2 separate regions of the Homo sapiens genome follow, and region 1 is linked to region 2. Evidence: chromatin contacts called from ENCODE Hi-C or POLR2A ChIA-PET data. All regions are on one chromosome and are shown on one strand. Each heading gives the region's core, a stretch centred on a gene start or an enhancer-like site at or near the end of the contact. The rest is flanking DNA. Distances are from core to core; before and after follow the strand shown.

Region 1 (5,368 bases), core at 1,311-3,810, 140 kb after region 2:
ATCTTCCATGAGGGATGTCCTAATCACCCCCTTTCCACAGGATCATTCTCTCTTCCATCCTGGCCTGCAGGGAGCAATTTGCACACCCTCCCCAGTGACTTCCCCATCCTCCAGCCCCATCCTGGTGAGGCCCTGGAGTTCTCACATTCCTTCCCACTGGGCCTCACATGCTCCCCTTCCTGCAGCTCTTTCCAGGCACCCCCGCCCTCACAGATGTTTACATGTTCAGGCTCCTTTCTGCCACAGGGTAGCCTTGGCCTCTTTCAGGAGATTGCTCCATATAATTGTTTCTAGCGCACAGCTGGGGACAGGCCCAGCCTTTCTCCCAACCTTCCCCCTCGCCCCCCGACGGCTTCTGAGAGCTGGATGTACCAAGAAGCCCACTGGCTGGCTCAGACCCACCCTCATGACTGAGCCAGTCCTGACCCAGTTCGAAAATATATCAGGCCCATGATAGCACTCAATTCTAACTTTCCATGTGATTTAGACAAATCACCAGACTTCTCTGTGTGCTTCCTTATACTTCAAGTACCAATTCCAATACTTGCTTTATAGCAGAGGGAGGCAGTGAGCATCAAAATAGGTTTTAAAAACAACAGTGATAACAACAGCAGCAAAACATTAGGCACAGGCACATTGTTTTTACTGATGAACTATGGGCTGCCTGTCACACATTGGCAATGGGGAGCTGAATGCTAACCAACCATCCCTGCCCCCAAGGAGTTCATAGCCTCAGGAAAAAAGAATAACAAAAACCAGCCACGTGAACAATGAGCTCTGCAAAAAGTCTATATGTTTATAATACTTGCAACTAAAAGTCATTTCATTCCACAGCCTCTTTTGAATTTATTTTTATAACAACCCTGCTGGGTACATGCTATGAATATTCCTCTTCCAACAGAGGAAACTAAGTCCTAGCAAAATGGAATCATGAATAAGAGCAGAGTCAGGATTTGAACGGAGGGGATTTTGCTGTTGCTTTTTGTTTGTTTTTGTTTTGTTTTGTTCCTAAAGCCTTTCATTGCTTTTGATCACTTTTCAGCCCAGAGTCACAGATGGCTGTGCTTTTCCATCCGGGCCACTTAATCTGATGGTAATGCACCATTTCTAAGAAGAGTTCTCTACTATTTCCCATGATATTTCCTTCCAAGTTGTTGACACCATTCTGCAGATTTTGATGCTGGTGGTAAATTCTCTAATGAAGACTATTTGCTTCATTGATGTCAAATTACTGCCTTACTGCTCTTATTTTTTGCCTTTTTGTGCACACAAATAGATTTTTGTTTTAATATGGAATCATAAAATCATCTCTTCAAATATATTTTAAACGCAGTTAAACTCAGTATGTGTAATACTAATCATATAACCTAATGAACTAAAGTGGTGATAATGTGTACAACTCTGAGCCCACATGTGACCCCAGTAGCAACTACATCGCAATTGCCACCACCTGGCTAGCAGCAATTTTAAGATGCATTCTGATACAAAAGATGCTAAAATCTGAAAAGTACATGATTTAGAATACACAAAACACAGTATAGTTTTTTCTTTTCCTTTTAGTAAGAACTCTGGATTTTTTTTTTTGGCTAGCCTGTAAGATCCTTTGAAAAACTGGGTCTCACATATGCATACTTGGCATCTAGGATGCAAAAGAAAAATACGGGAAGCGGGAAGCTACAGTGTGCCAGAAATAGGTTATCCATTGCCACATGTGTTGTTTAGTTGGCTTATTACAATAGCCCAAGGGTAGCCTGCACTTTCCCCACTTTACAGAGTGTTTTTTAAAAGTATACTGGGTACACCTTACATAGCTTAAGACACATAAGAGGCATTCAATAAATGTGTGCTGGTGAAATGAAAGAATATGTAGAGATTAAATAACTTGGTCATGTTCAGGCAGTTAGTTGACATTGAATCAGAAAATTGACTCTTGACTGGTCTGACTCAAAGGCCCATTCTTTGGCAATTGCTAGTCTGGCTCCAAGCGGGTGACTACGAGGTCTGGCAACTAATGGGAGACAAAAATATTTACTGTGTCAGTTAGAAGGAAGAAGGAAGGAAGGAAGAAAGAGAAGAAGAAAGGAAAAAGGAAGGAGAAGAAGGAGGAAGGAGGAAAGGGAGGAAGAAAGGAAGGAGGAGAGGGAGGGAAGGACAGAAGGAAGATCGAAGGAAGAGGTGAAAAAAAGAAAAAAGAAAGGATGAGAGAAAGATAATAAGAAGCAAGAAAAAACAGAAGTAAAAACTGAGAAAAGGGAAGGGAAAAGGGAACGAAAAGACAGGCAAAATGGAAAAAGAGGAAAATGAAAGAAAAGGAAGAAAGCAGGGAAGAAAGCTGTCAGTAATGGCTAAACATTAAGAAACTGGATTAGAAAGATAGTGTTTTTGCAAAGCCAATGTTGGCTTTCCTCCAGATTTCACTAGTTTTACAGTTATTCTAGAAAGTTCTCTAAACATCAAATTTTGAAGGAAGGAACCAACACTGCAACTGCTACTTGTTTTCAGGTTCTTGACCAACAGAGGCTTAATGAGTAATGTATTTGCTCAAAGTGAACTGAGGAAAGCAGTACTTAAGAACGCCTCTCACTGGTCAGCTAAGTGAGACAGTAAACCACCCAGGACGTTATATATCCTGTGCATATGTTTAAACCGGTGACTTGGGAAGAAACTGAAAGTTACTTTGTATAGTGAAACTTCCAGGCATAGTTTACTCAGTCTACTCAATACTGAGATCTAAGCCTAACTCCACAGCACCCGTGGGAGTGCTCTTTAAAGAGGAAGATGAGCTTTGAGCACTTTTTTTTTTTTTTTTTTTTTTTGAGACAGAGTCTCGCTTTCGCCCAGGCTGGAGTGCTGTGGCACTATCTCGGCTCACTGCAAGCTCCGCCTCCCAGGTTCATGCCATTCTCCTGCATCAGCCTCCCGAGTAGCTGGGACTACAGGCACCCGCCACCATGCCTGGCTAATTTTTTTTTTTTTTTTTTTGTATTTTTTACTAGAGACGGGGTTTCACCATGTTAGCCAGGATGGTCTCGATCTCCTGACTTTGTGATCCGCCCCCCTCAGCCTCCCAAAGTGCTGGGATTACAGGGGTGAGCCACTGCACCCGGCCAACTTTGGGCATTTTAACCACAGTTCAGCATAATGAGAGAGATGGTGGCTGTTATCATAGGCAGAGATTTTCTTTCTCCTTCATTTCCATTACTCAATTAATTCTTGCTTTTGTTCTGTGTTTGTTAAAGTTGCCATTAAGGTCAGAAAAATTCTTTATATAGAAAACAAAACAACAACAAACACCAGTGTGGTACTGGAGGAGTACTGGAATAGGAGCCAGGAGGTCTTGGTTCTAATCTTGCCTTTGCTACAGGTTTGCCACCTGACCTTGGACAAACTGCTTTATCCCTCTGGGTCTCCTCACAATCAAAATCCATGAATATTTAAGCTGTGACACATTTGGAGACGCACTGCTGAACACATAATATTATTATGCAGCCCAGTGTCTCAGAGTTGCCATCCATAGTCAAGGAGAGCTTTCTATACTTTCAGAAATAGCATCTCGTTTTTAGATAAGAAGTTTTAATTGAACTATAAAGGAGTAATATGCATTTCTTTTCTTTCTCCATTTTTCCTTTTTTCTGAGGCAGGGTCTCGCTCTGTCACCCAGGCTGGAGTGCAGTGACAGGATCACAACTTACTGCAGCCTCGATTTCCTAGGCTCAAGTGATCCTGCAACCTCAGACTCCCAAGTGGCTGGGACTACAGGTGCGCACCACCACTCCCAGCATTTTTTTTTTTTTTGGTAGAGATAGGGTCTCACTATTTTGCCAGGCTGGTCTAGACCACCTAGGCTCAATCAGGTATCCTGCCTTGACCTCCCAAAGTACTGGGATTACAGGTATGAGCCAGGGTGCCCAGTAGTAACACCCATTTCTGATAGAAACTTTGGAAAATATGGACAAAAGCAGGAGAGAAGGAAAAGGTAATCCTGTCATGCAGAGGTAACCATGATTGTTTTGATGTACTTTTGATAGTATTTTAAATATATACATTTATAAGCATATTGGGGAACATATTATATTGAGATTTTTAAAGTTTTTAAAAATTATTTATTACTGTAAACAATCTCCTATGCAATTAGTCTTCAAAAAATGATTTTTAGTGACTGACCACATAGGACTCCATCAAATGGATTAAGTGTAATTAATTTGAACATTTTTCTATTCTTGGTCTTTTCAGTTATTTGGGTTACTTTTGCTATTATAAAAATGCTGTGGTGACTACATATTTGGAAATATGAACGTATTCATGCCTTTTCAAATAACAAATTGGAAGGATAAGAATTACTGGGTTAAAAAACTAGGCCAATTTTAAATTGTCCTGCAGAAAAGTTGCAGCAATTTATCTCACCAGAATGTTCTGAGGATGTTATTGTACACCTGCTTACCAATGTCAAGGAACATGTAACAACAGCAATAAGAAAAACACAACACATTCTCTAACCTACTGAGAGCAGATTTTATTTTACTGATGTGTTTATATTCATTTCACTGATTATTCGTAAAGTTAACGTTTTTATTTCACATTTGCTTGCCACTTGCAAGACTTCTTTTGTAAAGTGCCTTTTGTATTCTTTGAACACTTTTCTATTAAGGGGGAGTGGATGTTCAGGCTTTTCCTATAGCTTTAAAGCCCTTACATGATGAGGATGTAAAACATCGCTATGCTTGTGGTAGATTTTTTTTTGCCATATTTTATTTTATTATTGTTTAAGGTGTTCTGTTTATAATATCTAAGGAAATATATTTTTAGGACAGAAGTCAAATTCCCTGAAGGCATGGAAATATAGCACTTCCCACCAGAAATACATTCTTTTGGTATTAGCACAGAGCTTTTAAAACAATAAACATGAGATTCACATCAGAATTGTCTCTCTCATTTTTTTTTAAGTGAGGTGCAATTCTCGGCCCATAACAATAGCAAAGTCTATAATTTTCATCTTTTAAGTCTATAGCTTTTTAAAAAATAATGCAAAGTATCTAAAGAAGAATGCAAAAATCACTTTAAAAGTTATGTTTTCCATCTCTTCTCTCCATGAAGCAGAAATCACTGTGAAATGGAAGGCATCATGAAGTTAGAACATTCTTTCATGAGGGAGTATTACTGTTCCAGAAGAGCCTAACAAGATATAACTGGAGGGATGGAGTCTTTCCAAAAATTGGCAAAAATGAATAAAAGCTTTAGTCTGAATCCCATGAAGCAGATGGATTAATGCTTCTTAGAACTGGGAGCTTAAAATTTGGATTTTTAAGCATCACTAATTTTTCTTTTATGAACCCTGTCCCATTTTAACTCTTTAGGATTGTAAGTCTAT
Region 2 (5,739 bases), core at 2,297-4,796:
TGCAAAAGAAGAAATTTGGACTCCTTTCTTCACTCCAAATATAAAAATTAACTCAAAATTAATCAATGACCTAAGTATAAGAGCTAAAACAACAAAGCTGGTACAAATAACACAGGGATAAATGTTCATGGCTTCTTGTTTGGCAATGGATTCTTAGATTTGGCATCAAAAGCTTAAGCAACAAAAGAAAAAGACAAATTGGATTAATAAAAATTAAAAATATTTGTGCCTCCAAATACATTATCAAGAAAGTGAAAAGACATTCTACAGAATGGTGGAAAATGTCTGCAAATCATATATCTGATATAAAGGTCTAGTATCCAGATTATATAAAGAATTCTTATAATTTAACAATAAAAAGAAAAACAATCTCCCACATGGACAAAGACTGGAGTAGATATTTCTCCAAAGAAAATATGAACACGTCCGACCAGTACATGAAAAGAGATTCAACAGCACCAGCCAAAACCACGAGAACCATTTCACGTCCACTAGCATGAGTATTAAAAAAAAGAAAGAAAGGAAAATAACAAGTGTTGACAGGGATGTGGAGAAATTGGAATCCTTGTTCTTTGCTGGTGGGAATGTAAAATGGTGCAGTTACTGTGGAAAACAATTTGGTGGTTCTTCGAAATTTAAACTTAGAATTATTGTATGATCAGCCATTCTACCCCTAAGTATGTACCCTAGAGACTGGATAACAGGTATTTAAACAATATCAAAAAACTTTTCCACAAGTGCTTATAACAGTTGTATTCACAAGGTAGAAATAACGCAAATGTCCATCACTGAATAAAAGGAGAAACAAATTGTGGTATCTATATACAACTAATCGATCCTAAAAAGGTATGGAGTGCTGATTCATGCTACAACTTGGATAAACCTCAAAAACATTATGCTAAGTGAAAGAGGCCAGACCACAAAATGTTACACATTGTATGACTCCTTTTATATGGGTTATCCAGAATAGGAAACTTGATAAAGAAAGTAGATTGATGGTTTCCAGGGTAGAACAGCAGGGAATGAAGAATGATTGCTTAATAGTTATGGAGTGTTTTTCTGTGGTAATCAAAGGTTTTGAAACCAGAGAGAGGTAGTGGTTTTACAACATTGTGAATGTGTCAAATACCACTGAATTGTATAATGTCAAATGATTAATTATAGGGGATGTGAATTTTACCTCAGTTAAAAAAAAGTACACATGGACATTGTAATAAAAACATATAAGACAGCTATTAAAATTCTTCAGAGAGTTTAGAATCTATGCTTTTGAAAATTGCTTAACATAGCAAAGCAAATACCTACTGGTCTAGAAATAGAGGTTAAATGCAAAGATTACTATATTTACTTGAGAAAAACACTATTTTCAAATAAAGCTTCCGATGAACCAGGAATTGATGAGGAAGACAATTTTAAAATGAATTTTCATTGTGATTGTAGCTACAATGATAAAATGGATGAACAGATATTTTGAATCACCTACAAATCATAAAGTCACTTTAAGTTTCTTGTATGATCACCACAAGTTGTAGGAAGTACCATTGCATAACCTTATATTTTAAGTTAATTTCAGACTTTCCTGAAACTAATTGTATAAAGAGTTAAATCTTTTTAGAAAAAATGTTCTCTAAGAATCATCAACTCCAGATGTACAATTTATATTTTCAAAAAATATATCAGAATTGTCATAACCTAAGCATACTCTTAATAGTTTCAAGAACAGTTCCATCAGCAGAAAGATTATTCTGAAAATTAAAAACTATCAAAAATTATTTGTGATCTTGCATTTTTCAAGAGTGACTGATGTCACTTTTAATTATACAGATTGAAAATGAAGTTACAAAAAGTATAAATTCTGATGTCCTAATTTGCAGAAAAGCAAGACATAAAAATGTTATGATCAAGGAAGACATCACATTAATCAGTATTATTTATTGTATTAAATAAAATCGTGACACTGAAATATTATTTTTTATAATTTTTAAGTTTATAGCATTAATCATGTACTTCTTTTACCCCATCATGTTTTATAATTAACAAACTATTTCTTAGAGAAAAAAGTTTTGTATTTTATTGCGTTTACCTGATCTTCTTTTATCTTGCTTTTTAAACTGAGGAACCTGTGATAACATTTCACTCTGGGCATCACAAGTTACATATTTGGCCTCAAGCATAATGTATGAATTGCAGCTTTTATTAGGAGACCCATGCTTCGAGATTTTTTTTTTTTTTTCCTAAGGAAAAATGTTAAGAGGGATGCCCACCTTCCTTGGCTCAGGCTCTTTGTTCTCCATAGGACCAGTCAAAAATCTTTCAGCAAATACTATTTACCTAGGATTACCTGGACTACTATCTGTACAGCAGGTTGACAATCTAAAATATTTAAGATATAGTCTCTGAAAAAGTTAAATCACATCAATAGCTAACTGTGAAACTGTGCTCTGGACTTGAAGCTGTATCTGATTCAGGGGTCAAAGAGAAAGAGAGGGATTTTGTTGCAACCAATTCTTTATATTATATAAAGCTTATTATAAGCATTTGTTACAGTTGTTTTTTCCCATATATTATTGAAGTGCCGTCTTTGTCTGGGTTAAGTACCAGAGGTTCGTTGTCTCACACTAAGAAAATCAAGGATGTGGACACACAAGTAGTGAGTTTAAGACTGGAGGTTTAATAGATAAAAGAAAGAGAACAGAGAGTAGCTCTCTCTCCTGCAGAGAAAATGGGGAGCCCAAGTGGGTCTTCCGGTCTGTGGTGAAGTGCAGGAGGTTTTATAGGCTGGCTTGAGAAGGTGATGTCTGATTTACATAGGGCCCAAAGATTGGTTGGACCAAGTGTGACGTTTACATAGTTTGCAAAGAAGCTGGCTATGCCACCCTAATCTTTTATTATGCGAATGGATTTTCCACCTGGCCTGCTCCATGTTGTCTGCTCCTCACTGCATATGTGGTTGACAAAGAAAAGGGAAAATGAAGCTGCCCTGTTGAACATGCCTAACCCCTGTGTAGCCTTTTCCTATTGGCATGGCTGCTGGCATTCACTCACGCAGGCTTCCAACTTGCTTATCTATGTCTTTAGCTTGATCTTACAGGCTGCTTTGTGTTAGAAAAAAAGTGATTTTAGGGCTGCTTTTTATTAAAAGGAAAACCTTACTGAGGACTTCCTTATTCTCACTATCTGCCTGAATAATTTCTTTTTAACTCCTATATCATTATTTTATTTCCTATAGCACAACAGTCATATAAGACTATTGCCCCAATTTTAAGTTAGAAAATTGATGCTCCAAGAAATCAAAATTGGACCCTCGACGCAGTCAAATGTTTATGCTGATGCCACCAATGGGTATGTAGGTGCAGGCCATCAATCTGGAAGGAGTAGGACTTTCCCTTTAAATCACTTGCCAAAGCCACTAAGTATACATTAATACATTTGTTCTTTGCCCTTTAGGAAAACTGTTTTCTTGAAACAAGGCTACTTATTTTAGCTTTCATAACCCAAAATGAAAGGAAGCACTATGATAAAGTTCTCTATGATAAAGATCTTTCCTGAGATACTCCCTTTTTAAGCATTGAACCTTACCTTCCGGCGTTTCCTGTTACTCATCTGTTATATGTCTCTGCCAATTACAGAAGGGTTTTTTTTTCTGTATTCCCTTTTCTTCACTTTCACTATTTATTCCCCATTTGTAAACCATCAAAAGTTTGTGCTTGAAGCCATTCGGCTTTCTTTAACTTTTGACATGATTCAGTTCTACAGCCAATTTCCATGTCATTCCTCATAGAAAACAAACAAACTGAGCCCAGGACATAAATTTCAGAGTCACTCAGCTGGGGTAGAGGACTGGGAAGGTGTCTGGCTCACAGCTCCAGGCTGGCAAGGCAAGCACCGGCTGCTCCACACCCTCACACCCCTGGGAGAGGAGTCTTTTCGAAACCCAGGAAGCCACTAACCTACCCAAATGAGAATTTGTTTTTGGGTAATCACCAACTAACACTTGACATAAACAGCATAGACAGCCCTGAATTAGGCAACCCTGAGTTTGAGTCTTGACCTTGAGAAAGTTGTGGGCTTTTGCTTTATTAGCTATAAAATGCACATAACAATAGTCTTGACCTAGTAAAAGGCTGTTGGAAAGATTAAAAGAAGAAATGATTAAATGAGATAATGCCTGGCTTAAGTAAAGTACACATTTGATAAATGTTACCCATTACTATTTATGAAATGCTTCTCTAAGAAATCAATTTCCTATTCTCTTTCAAGTCAATTGACTATACCTTTATTTTTAGCCCTTGGGATAAAGCTTACCAAGTCTGGATCAGATAGATTGAACAATGGGTTGCTGGAGATAATCAATAAATCCAGAAAGTGTTGCTGGGGAAGAAGCTTAACAAAGACCCTCTTCTCACATGGCCATAGACTGGGGGAGTATGCTTATCTGATGAAGGTGACCTCATCTCAGCCTTCCAAGAACACATTCTTATCCTTTCTCATCTCTGGTGGCAGCCCCCACCACAAACGCCTTGAGACCATAGATTCTCTTTTCTCTCCCCCATCAACTATGAACAGACAAAGATCCTAAACTTAAACTGCTGAGAAAGTTTAAAGGGTGGCTCCCCTCCCCAGTTCCGTGCCTTGAATGGAAGCTCAGTGTCAGGACAATAAACTTGTCATCCTGTTTACATTGGTTTTTCAAGGTTAATGTTGGAGGGAAGGAGGGCTTACTTGAATACCCTCCTTGAATCAGAGCATGTGTATTTGCTTATAAATTAACCATGCTAGGCAGAATTCATATCAGTAGCAAACAAGATACTGGGGGACAATAACAGTTATGGATATTTGTCCAGTGCTGGATAAATTCAGATCATTTTCTGAACACGTTTCATTTTGTTTCCCAACATCGTTTTAGGGCATCTTGATGCAGGAGCGGGACCAAGAATTTGGCTTCAGAAGTTCAGGTTCATATGTCAGCTCTGTTTAAGCCCCTCTCTGTGCAAGCTCAGGAAAATGGCTTCCCTAATGAAGCCTCAGTTCCTAACCTGGAAAACAGAGGATTTTTAAAAACATCCTACTTCACAGGGCTTTTAAGAGATTGGATGGAACAGTCATTGATGACCTGTCTTTCCCCAGAAATCTTCAGTTCAGAAAGTTCAGGCATATTAAAAGATGGAGTCAAGACAGAATGGGGTCTTCTGACTGAAGGGTCTTCCAGGGCCCTGCTTCAGGGTCCCTGTTCCTGAAACGTTAGCCATACCCTTGGACAGAGCTGGAACTTGGGCACAACCAGGGACTCTCAGTCTAAAATGAGGTCTCTGGGCACAGAGTTGACAAATTTTGAATTGTGGTAAAATAGTTGATCAGCGCGGCCCCATTTTGCCTCCCAAGGGATAATAAAAGAAACCATCACTGCTGACATCTGCATGGGAAGGCAAAGAATGACATTTCTGCTGCGAAGAAATGAACCATCGAATGCATTTCAAGACAGTGTGAGGTCAACTGTAATAGTGGTAAAACCTGAGGCCTCACACTAAGATGTCAGTGAAGAAGAACAGATCACCATGAACACAGAGCTTTAGGTGATGAGAATGTTTCTCTCTCTGAGTGAAACTTACTTGGCAGAAAAATTGCAGAACTCAGGCTCAGTCTTGGCAACTTCAGGGGCCTCCCTAGTTGGGGCTTAGTCTAACTTTCTCTTTTTCTTATGTTAAAACTATATTATATACATAGAACTTTTCATAGATC

The links. A loop is a pair of places that touch in the nucleus more often than their neighbours do. ChIA-PET counts read pairs that join two places held with the same protein, here RNA polymerase II (POLR2A). Pooled maps may share reads with other maps.
Region 1: a map with no recorded cell type shows a loop between it and region 2 (12-fold over the local background). The contact joins two enhancer-like sites. A Hi-C loop is called at or near these places in 2 of 168 maps with a recorded cell type or tissue (GM12878 and K562), 12 of 37 single-sample maps with no recorded cell type and 12 of 50 pooled maps. POLR2A ChIA-PET finds 5 or more read pairs at or near these places in 1 of 52 experiments (activated CD8-positive, alpha-beta memory T cell).

Annotation. Positions count from the first base shown.
Region 1 is chr2:12,428,316-12,433,683 of GRCh38, forward strand. All of the region lies in intron 4 of MIR3681HG (MIR3681 host gene), which reads left to right. Among named protein-coding and RNA genes, the nearest start is that of MIR3681, 230 kb to the left of the region's middle. Within about 2 kb of position 2,561, at least 7 of the 41 ENCODE cell types and tissues checked have a DNase peak (open chromatin) inside an H3K27ac peak, as active enhancers do.
Region 2 is chr2:12,283,750-12,289,488 of GRCh38, forward strand. All of the region lies in intron 3 of MIR3681HG (MIR3681 host gene), which reads left to right. Among named protein-coding and RNA genes, the nearest start is that of MIR3681, 87 kb to the left of the region's middle. Within about 2 kb of position 3,547, at least 4 of the 41 ENCODE cell types and tissues checked have a DNase peak (open chromatin) inside an H3K27ac peak, as active enhancers do.